2 separate regions of the Homo sapiens genome follow, and region 2 is linked to region 1. A link is a contact called in ENCODE Hi-C or POLR2A ChIA-PET data. All regions are on one chromosome and are shown on one strand. Each heading gives the region's core, a stretch centred on a gene start or an enhancer-like site at or near the end of the contact. The rest is flanking DNA. Distances are from core to core; before and after follow the strand shown. Region 1 holds the start of SLC60A2 (solute carrier family 60 member 2). Region 2 overlaps REV3L (REV3 like, DNA directed polymerase zeta catalytic subunit).

Region 1 (4,902 bases), core at 625-3,124:
AGGTAGGGAGTCAAAACTTAGAAACCTGCAAGGGGATGAATTTCCTGGCTTTTTTCTTCTTTTCTTGTGGTTTGTCCTGAGGAGAGACCCCAGCTGGGAACTGTTGGGTGGCATGGGTAGCTAAAACTCGAATAGAAATCTCATCTTTCTGTGCTGAAAGGAAATAACGGTTAGCCCAGAACTCTATTTTCAGTGAAAATATTTTCAGGAATCAAAGTGAAATAAAGACATTCTCATATGAAGGAATGCCAGCTGACCTGCTCTAAAATAAATGCTTGGCGGGCCGGGCGCGGTGGCCCACGCCTGTAATCCCAGCACTTTGGGAGGCCGAGGCGGTCGGATCATGAGGTCAGGAGTTCGAGACCAGCCTGACCAACATGGTGAAACCCCGTCTCTACTAAATAAAAAAATTAGCCGTGCGTGGTGGCACGCGCCTGTAATCCCGGCTACTCAGGAGGCTGACGCAGGAGAATCGCTTGAACCTAGGAGGCAGAGGTTGCAGTGAGCCGAGATCGCACCATTGCACTCCAGCCTGGGCGACAGAGCGAGATTCCGTCTCAAATAAATAAATAAATAAATAAATAAATAAATAAATAAATAAATAAAAAAGAAATGCTTGGCGGGGCATGGTGGCTCATACCTGTAATCTCAGCACTTTGGAAGGCCAAAGGCAGGCGAATCACTTGAGGTCAGGAGTTCGAGACCAGCCTGGCCGACATGGTGAAAACTCGTCTCTACCAAAAAGCGCCACAACACTCCAGCCCGGGCGACATAGGCTCTGTCTCAAAAAAGAAAACAAACAAACAAAAAAAAAAGTGGGGGTGCGGGTGGGGGGAAGACTTAATGACTAAACGAATAAGTCTGGAGAGACGGGTTGCAAGGGATGATGAGACTAAGGTTTGTAGTCTGGGAGCCTAAGTGGATGAAAGTTGGAAGAATCAGGTGGAAAAGAACATTTCAAATAGACCACAAAGAAAAGTATATAACATTTTGAGGCTGTGGTACGCTTTGTTAAAGAGCAAAAGGAAAACAATTCCTCAAATCAGGGGGGAGGGATAGCATTAGGAGATATACCTAATGTTAAATGACGAGTTAATGGGTGCAGCACACCAACATGGCACATGTATACATATGTAACTAACCTGCACGTTGTGCACATGTACCCTAAAACTTAAAGTATATAAAAAAAATTCCTCAAATCGATGCCACGCTCCACTTCTTTACAACGATGGAATTATTTCAGGAATTGGAATTATTTCAGGAATTGTGTTTGAAACCACAGCTTTGGATCCCGATTTCTTTCTTGAGCTACTGTTACACTGTTTATATACGGCCACTAATTCGATGACTGAGCTTGGGCAGATTGTTAATTATTTTCTATGACTTAATCTTTCTATCTGTACAACGGGGATAACGTGGAATTTGGAGTGTTGTGAGGGTTGAGATAATATACGTGATAACTTACACAATGACGTTCAACAAATACTTGTGGAGTGAAAGATGCGCGATTCATTGACAGATCTCAGGGATTTCAGAAAGCTGTATAAGGACCAGCTCTTCAGGCTCCCTTCGCTCCCCAGGAGACCGGGGAGCCGGCGCGAGGCGCTACAGTGTAATTCTTGGCCCCTTTTCCTCATAATGGTTTGGCCGCATTTTTACCTCTTGATTTCCCTGGTCCCAGGCTGCAACTTCAGCTCGCTCCGCCATGGGGCGCACGTCCGCCAGCCTCTGTGAGCTCAGCTAAGTATGATGCCTAGGCTAGAGAGCTACGTCCGGTCTCCTAGGCAACCATATCAACTTCCGGCTTGAGGCACGATAGCGGTTGGCGAGAGGCCACATTTCCGCCACGTGACCCGCGCATGCGCCTGCTTGCTGGAGAGCGAGCGTCTTTTGCCACGAACACCTGCGGCGTGCCGAAGTTCCTCTTCTCTGCCCCGGTTCCGGGCGGTCCGCTGGGAGGTGGCGCCCGGAGGGACACCCGTGCCTGGGGTCGGGGCCAGTGCTCTTCTCGGAGCTCCAGAAGTTCTGCTGAGAAGCGCGGCGGCAGCAAGACGACTTCTCCGGAGCCGCCGAGCTGGAGTTAGAGGTGGAGCTCCGTGGGGCCGGGCCCCCGGCTGCGGGGCAGCGGCTCCTGCAGGCGGAGGCCCCGGCGGAGAATGAGCCGGAGCCGGAGGTGGTGGTGGTCTCCTGGCAGAGCGGTGGGACCGGGAGCAAGCTGCGGTGGTTCACCACCTTGATGCTGTGTGCCTCCTTCCTGGGGCTGGTGAGAGCCGGGGCTGCAACACTCCCAGGCCGGGGCGTTCGAGTCTTGCCTTCGCCACTTGCAAACTGACCTTGGGCGCGTTACCTAATCTGACTGGGCCTCAGTTTCATCATCTAGAAAATGGGCACAATTCTAATCTTGGAGGAAATAGATTTTCTGAATACGTCTTTCAGCTCCAGCAAGCTTTTTTTTTTTTTTTTTTTGACGGAGTCTCGCTCTGTTGCCCAGGCTGGAGTGCAGTGGTGCGATCTCGGCTCACTGCAACCTCTGCCCCCAGGGTTCAAGCGATTCTCCTGCGTCAGCCTCCCGAGTAGCTGGGATTACAGGCGCCTGCCACTAAGCCCGGCTAATTTTTGTATTTTTAGTAGAGACGGGGCTTCGCCATGTTGGCCAGGCTGGTTTCAAACTCCTGACCTCAGGTGATCCGCCCACCTCGGCCTCCCAAAGTATTGGGATTACCGGCGTGAGCCACGGCGCCCGGCCCGGCAAGCCTTCCTACGTCTCCTTCGTCGGATGGGAAGGTTGCAAGAGGGGTTCACCAGGTCTTTGGCCGCTGCTCTCCGCACCCACCCACTCAACCCCCAAATTATTACACAGAAAAACTACTTTTCTGGAATTTCTTCCTGGTGATCTGACCAAATTCAGCCAACCGCTTAATTTTGCAGATAAGGAAATAGGCCCGGAGGGGAAAGTGACTTTCTGGATCACACAGCTGGTTAAGTGATAGAGCCAGAAATATGTCTTTTACTCTGCCCACCATCCTATTTATTAATAAAACCAACCTTTAGATTCTTAAATGTTTTTCTTGGAGCAAAGGGCAAGCCTAGAGGCGCCTTTTGCCAAACCCCTGGGTCGCCACTCAATTCACTTTTCGGAAACCTCCTCCTTATCACTTGATAATTATGATCCTGGGGGAGTTGAGAGGATGAGTCCTCCCAAGAGTCATGTGTGGTCACTTACCATCTCAGGGACTCTGAGCCACAGTTGTTTCTTAGAGTATTTTGATTGGGGGCGGTGGGGAGGGGTGAAGAAAGAAATCACTTCAGACTTTTGGTGAGTCGTCACTGACTTGTCCGGTCCTGTTGTAAATCCTTTGAAGACATGAACTAATTTGATTAGATTCTGTGCTCAGGCTTCTCTCGAAGTACGAGGTGCTTGCTGTGCACCTGGGCCCATAGTGGTCCGTGGTCTTGGACTGTTACGAGTTGGGCAGGGGGCGCACCCCATGCATTTAGAGCAGAGCAGGGCAATTAGAATCAGTTATTCTGGAAATGTAGACTGATTGGAAACATTTTTTTCTTTAAATGTCCAATGAATTTCCTCTGAAAGTCAATTGTAATCCTTACCTCTTGCTGACACTGCATTGAGTAAAGTTTTATTGTTAAAGTCATTCTGTACTTGGGCGTGTAATATTTTTTAAGCAACCTTTACTGACTAATTCTGATGGCGTGGAAGAAAAGTGTAGATTTAGAAACATTTAAATTGTTTATCTCCTGTATGTTTTATATGTATAGTTCAGGGGAAGGACTCCATGTGCATCCAGAAATATTGCTGTTTAACAACATAAAAAACAGGAATCATATTTTGATGTTTTGATCAAGGTTTTGACGTTTTCCAGTGGCTCAGTCAGAACTCACTACAGTCTCGACCTCAGGGCTTAAGCGATCCTTCCATCTCAGCCTCCCTAGTAACTGGGACTACAGGCATGCGCCACCACGCCTGGCTGATTTTTTTCATTTTTATTTTTGTAGAGATGGGGTTGCCTAGGTTGATCTCAAAACCCTGAGCTCAAGCAGTCCTACCATCTCTCCCTTCCAGATTGCTGGGATTACAGGTGTAAGCAACCACACCTGACTTAATTTAATTAATTAATTTATTCTTTCTGAGACAGAGTCTCGCTCTGTCGCCCAGGCTGGAGTGCAATGGTGCAGTCTCGGCTCACTGCAACCTCCGCATCCCGTGTTCAAGCGATTCTCCTGCCTCAGCCTCCCGAGTAGCTGGGACTACAGGCGCCCACCACCATGCCCAGCTAATTTTTGTATTTTTAGTAGAGATGGGGTTTCACTGTGTTGGCCACGCTGGTCTCAAACTCCTGACCTCGTGATCCGCCTGCTTCGGCCTCCCAAAGTGCTGAGATTACAGGCGTGAGCTACTGTGCCCGGCCAATTTAAATTTTTAATACCCAAATTCTTATTTGTGCATGTAATATATTTCAAAATGTACGAAACCATTTCAAAAATAGTTTTAATATTACATTTTATTAATACAGAATAGTCTTTTAAAGGTATTGTTCAGAAAGGAAACAGGATTGCAACAAAAAAATAATTTTTTAAAAACTGAGAGGTGTCAAAACAAAAAAAAAATAAGAGTTTTAGTCAAAACTAAAAAAACAGTAGTCTAATTCCCTACATTACATTGTAAATCCCAGACCCTCCGCCCCCCTTTTTTTTTATAGTGGAAGAAACTACCACATAGTTAGACATTATTTTAATGATTATAAGTAAAAACTTTTGTCTTTTTAAATTTTAGGGATTGAGTGTTGCTATAGTGGGACCCACGTTTCAAGATTTGGCAACAAACGTGAACCGAAATATCAGTAGTCTGTCTTTCATTTTTGTGGGTCGTGCCTTGGGATATTT
Region 2 (5,331 bases), core at 163-2,662, 43 kb after region 1:
TGCCTGTCTTTACTGCAATCTCTGAACATGAATTGTGAAGATTTCATGAACATTTATCACTTCCCCAATCAATACTCTTATAATTTCCTATGCCTGTCTTTAATCTTTTAATTCCGTCATCTCCGTAAGCTGAGGATGTATATCGCCTCAGGACCCTGTGGTGATTGCGTTATCTGCACAAATTGTTTGTAAAGCATGTGTGTTTGAACAATATGAAATCTGAGCACCTTGAAAAGAACAGGATAACAGCGATTTGCAGGGAATAAGGGAGATAACCATAAAATCTGACTGCCTGCAGGGCCTGGCAGAACAGAGTCATATTTCTCTTCTTTCAGAAAGCGAATAGGAGAAATATCGCTGAATTCTTTTCTCAGCAAGGAATAACCCCGGGAAAACGAATGCATTCTCAGGGGTAGGTCTCTAAAATGGCCACTCTGGGAGTGTCTGTCTTATGCAGTTGTAGACACGGGATGAAATATGCCCTGGCCTCCTGCAGCACCCCCAGGCTTGCTAGGATTAGGAAATTCCAGCCTGGCGAATTCTAGTCAGACTGGTTGTCTGATCACGAACCCTGTTTCCTGTTAAGATGTTTATCAATGACAATGTGTGCCCAGCACGACATGGACCTTCATCAGTAATTCTAGTTTCACCCTGGCCTTGTGATCTCACTCTGCCTCTTTGCTGTTGTGATATTTTACTGCCTTTGAAGCATGTGACCCACTCCCTATTCGTACACCCCTCCCCTTTTGAAACCCCTAATAAAAACTTGCTGGTTTTGTGGCTCAAGGGGCATCAAGGAACCTGCCAACATGTGATGTCACCCCCAGAGACCCAGCTGTAAAATTTCAAAAAAAAAAAAAATCAAATAATGTGAATTTGAAAGTAGTGGTGCAGACCAGTGGTTCTTAACCCTGGCTAACAATGAGCTTAAAAATAAACAAGTGCCCCATCCCAGACCCATAATGAGTCAGAATCTCCAGGCATGAAAGCCTAAGAATCTGTACTTCTTAAGGCTTCCCAGATGATTTGGATGTATAATAAGATCTGATCTTAAGGAAAATAATAAATCATAAGGCAATTTTTAAAAAGAGAAGCACTATAATGTTTTACACAATGATCAATTTTTAAAAATACTTTAAAGTCTCAAGTTGCATATATAGTTAAAAAAAAGGTTATAAAACATGAAGAACATAAAAAAATTAAAAAGGATGCCAATGAAGACTCCAAAGGTTAAGAAAATGCAGGCCGACTTTCACCTGAATAGTGTAGACAAGTGATTTTAAAAAAGCCATACCAAATGGCAACAACTACTCTGGATTGTCTTTTAAGAGAAATCAAATACGCTCTAGTGAATTCTTTGATCTATATTTATCAAAGGGTTTCAGTTTCAGAGATGGCTCACAGGCCAGTGAAGTTTTGTTCTTTGCCCCAGTTATCTTCCAGTTAACCGAAGGGCACACTTTTTCTAAGTAGACTGGTTACTGTATCCAATATTATGATATTGTCACAAGCAGACTGCTTACAAACATGTGCTTCAGTATGCTCCATGAAGACTGAGTATGCTGTTCTATGATGAAGCCTTTGCTAATTAGATCTCTGCCAAGAGACTCAAATCTATTCCCAAATATAGAATTTCTGTATTACAGCTCTATGAATTGCAGTTACATTCAGGTGCCAGGACAAACTGATAAATATTTAAGCTCTTTCTGTGCTTGTCTGATAAATAAGCCAGGATGGAATTACTTGACTCACTAAATTTAACTCAGTGTTTAGTTTCAAGATCCTTTACTGGTTTAAACCCTGAGCATTATAGCTTGATTCAGGCTTACATTTAAAACTTTAGTGCCCCAACCCGGACATCTACTTTGTAGCACATAGGGAGGCAGGCACTTAAAAAATATCTGCTTTAATCTTTATTCTTTTTACTATCCTTTGGCTTTCTTGTTCAAAAAAAATTTAGTCAAGGCTGGGCACAGTGGCTCATGCCTGTAATCCTAGTACTCTGGGAGGCAGAGGCAGGTGGATCACCTGAGGTCAGGAGTTTGAGACCACCTGGCCAACATGGTGAAACTGTCTCCACTAAAAATACGAAAATTAGCTGGGCGTGGTGGTGCATGCCTGTAATCCCAGCTACTCGGGAGGCTGAGGCAGGAGAATTGCTTGAACCTGGAAGGCAGAGGTTGCAGTGAGCCAAGATTGCACCAACTACACTCCAGCCTGGGCAACAGTGAGACTCCGTCTCAAAAAAAATTTTTCAGTCAGATGCTTGCTTCATTTGCTTTCATTCTTTCATGTTTATGATTAACAGTGTTAAGGTGATGAATTTTTCTCTGAGGTCTGCCATCTAGAATCTGATTTGCAGTGTTTTCATTTTGTTTAACAGAATTTACAAGTGGAAGGATCACTTTTTTTTTTAGTTTGTAATTAATTACCATTTTATAGCATTGTATTACATTCATTTGTAATATTTCTACTTTTTGAAATGTACTGAGGCTTTCTTTTCTTTCTTTTTTTTTTTTTTTTTGAGATGAGAGAGAGCGTCTCATTCTGTTGCCCAGGCTGGAGTGCAGTGGCATGATCTCAGTTCACTGCAACCTCTGCCTCCTAGGTTCAAGTGATTCTCCTGCCTCAGCCTCCTTAGTAGCTGGGATTGCGGGTGCCCGCCACCATGCCTGGCTAATTTTAAATTTTAATTTTTATTATTTTATTTTTAATTTATTATTTTTGAAATGGAGTCTCACTCTGTTGCCCAGGCTGGAGTGCAGTGGCACAATCTCAGCTCACTGTAACCTCTGCCTCCCTGGCTCAAGCGATTGTCCTACCTCAGCCTCCCAAGTAGCTGGGATTATAGGTGCCTGCCACCATACCCTGCTAATTTTTGTATTTTTAGTAGAGATGGGGTTTTGCCATGTTGGCCAGGCTGGTCTCAAACTCCTGCCCTCAAGTGATCCTCCTGCCTCAGCCTCCCAAAGTGCTGGGATTATAGGCGTGAGCCATGATCCCCAGCCGAGGCTTTTTTTTTTTTTTTTTAACAGACTATGACTTTTTTTTTTTTTTTTTTTTTTTTTTTTTTTTTTTTAAGATGGAGTCTTGCTCTGTCACCCAGGCTGGAGTTCAGTGGTGTGATCTCGGCTCACTGCAGCCTCTGCCTCCTGGGTTCAAGTGATTTTCCTGCCTCAGCCTCCTGAGTAGTTGGGAGTACAAGGCTCATGCCACCATGCCTGGCTAATTTTTGTATTTTTTAGTAGAGCTGGGGTTTCTCCATGTTGGCCAAACGTTTCAAACTCCTGACCCCAGGTGATCTACCTGCCTTGGCCTCCCAAAGTGTTGGGATTACAGGCATGAGTCACCACACCTGGCCAGATATTTTTAAAACATTCTAGAAACACTTAAGAAGTATATTTTTTGGTACTGGGTTACAGAGTTTGATATATAATCACAAGGTCTGACTTATAATGTTTACAATTTCCATAATTTCACTTATTTCTGATCACTTGATTGGTCTTGGATTGAGAATGATGTAAAATCTCCTGTTTGGATGTGTTTCTAATTCTCATTACATCTCTAGTAATTTCTGCTTCATTAAAAATTTCTACAAATTAGTGCATGGGAGACATTTAAAACATTCTAGAAACACTTAAGAAGTACATTTTTTGGTACTGGGTTACAGAGTTTGATATATAATCACAAGGTCTGACTTATAATGTTTACAATTTCCATAATTTCACTTATTTCTGATCACTTGATTGGTCTTGGATTGAGAATGATGTAAAATCTCCTGTTTGGATGTGTTTCTAATTCTCATTACATCTCTAGTAATTTCTGCTTCATTAAAAATTTCTACAAATTAGTGTATGGGAGACATTCATTTGAACGTTCTTGAAAAACACCTCAAATTAAAATAGCTCTTGAAAGATGACAAACCATCATTATTTATAAATAGCATCGCTTTTTCTTTTTTTTTTTTTTTTCGATCCAAGGGTATACATGTAGGTTTGTTACATGGGTATACTGTATGATGTTGAGGTTTGAGCTTCTAATGATCCTGTTGCCCATGCAGTAAATGTAGTATCTGACAGGTGGTTTTTCAACTTTTCCTCTCCTCACCCCCCTTTTGGAATCCCTAGTGTTCATCATTCCCATCTTTATGTCCATGAGTACCCAATGTTCATTATATGTGAGAACATGCAGTATTTGGTTTTCTGTTTCTGCGTTAATTTGCTTAGGATAATAGCCCCAGCTGCATCCATGTTGTTACAAAGGACATGATTTTGTTCTTTGTTCTTTTTTTTTTTTTTTTGAGACAGAGTTTCGCTCTTGTTCCCCAGGCTGGAGTGCAATGCTGCAATCTCAGCTCACTGCAACCTCTGCCTCCCAGGTTCAAGCGATTCTCCTGCCTCAGCCTCCTGAGTAGCTGGGATTACAGGCATGTGCCACCACGCCTGGCTAATTTTGTATTTTTAGTAGAGATGGAATTTCTCCATATTGGTCAGGCTGGTCTCGAACTCCCGACCTCACGTGATCCGCCCGCCTCGGCCTCCGAAAGTGCTGGGATTTGTAGGCATGAGCCACCACGCCCGGCCGATTTTATTCTTTTTTTATGGCTGTGGCATCACTTTCTTTTAAACTGTATTTTTATAAGAAATAAGATGGCCGGGCATCATGGTTCATGCCTGTAATCCCAGCCCTTAGGCAGCTGAAGTGGGAGGATTGCTTGAGTCCAACAGTTTGAGACCAGCCTGGGCAACATAGTGAGACCCGATGTCTAAAAAAAAATAATTAGTAAAACATGGTGGGATATGCCTGTAGTCCCAGCTACATGGGAGGCTGAGCTGAGAGGATCACTTGAGCCCAGGAGGTTGAGGCTGCAATGAGCTGTAATCATGCCACTGCATTTCAGTCTGGGTGACAAAGTGAGACCCTACCTCAAAAATAAAATAAAATAAAAATAAATAAATAAAAAGAAAAAAAGAATGAACACCTAATGTTGAAGGAGGATGGGCTCTGGGTAAATTGATGGCACCAAGTAGTGATGTGTTTGTCATTGAGTGCAGAAAAAACATAAGAAAGTCTAGGAAAGGACCATTTAACAGCCTGACCTTAGCAGAGCCCTGGAGGTCCTGCTCTCATTTAGGCGTCATACTAGGATCCAGCAAGGGAATTTTCTATGAGAGTTGGCTGCTGCCATCAGGACAGAAGTCTATTAAATAAATAGAAGCTGGGAGCACCCAGTGACTTCAGTGGTTGTACTGACTAGAACCACAAAACTGGTAAAAAATGGCTGAAAGTTGGTTGGTAATAACTCCAGTGATATATTCCTTCTTTAATCAT

What was found. A loop is a pair of places that touch in the nucleus more often than their neighbours do. ChIA-PET counts read pairs that join two places held with the same protein, here RNA polymerase II (POLR2A). Pooled maps may share reads with other maps.
Region 2: a map of GM12878 shows a loop between it and region 1 (3-fold over the local background). The contact joins the enhancer-like site here to the promoter of SLC60A2 in region 1. A Hi-C loop is called at or near these places in 3 of 168 maps with a recorded cell type or tissue (Caco-2, GM12878 and psoas muscle), 17 of 37 single-sample maps with no recorded cell type and 14 of 50 pooled maps. POLR2A ChIA-PET finds 5 or more read pairs at or near these places in 9 of 52 experiments (Caco-2, GM12878, HEK293T and 5 more).

Annotation. Positions count from the first base shown.
Region 1 is chr6:111,257,465-111,262,366 of GRCh38, forward strand. It overlaps SLC60A2 (solute carrier family 60 member 2), which reads left to right and starts at 1,875. Exons shown (of 4, transcript NM_153369.4): 1 at 1,875-2,263; 2 at 4,793-4,902. The coding sequence starts at 2,237. It overlaps SLC60A2-DT (SLC60A2 divergent transcript), which reads right to left and starts at 1,748. Exons shown (of 3, transcript XR_001743807.2): 1 at 1,660-1,748. LOC124901378 (a long non-coding RNA gene) reads left to right here. Exons shown (of 2, transcript XR_007059708.1): 2 at 1-246. RefSeq lists enhancers at 1,525-1,584, 1,905-1,984.
Region 2 is chr6:111,300,659-111,305,989 of GRCh38, forward strand. The region is part of intron 31 of REV3L (REV3 like, DNA directed polymerase zeta catalytic subunit); the gene reads right to left. Among named protein-coding and RNA genes, the nearest start is that of SLC60A2, 44 kb to the left of the region's middle. Within about 2 kb of position 1,413, at least 2 of the 41 ENCODE cell types and tissues checked have a DNase peak (open chromatin) inside an H3K27ac peak, as active enhancers do; they include GM12878 and OCI-LY7, where a contact is called at or near this core.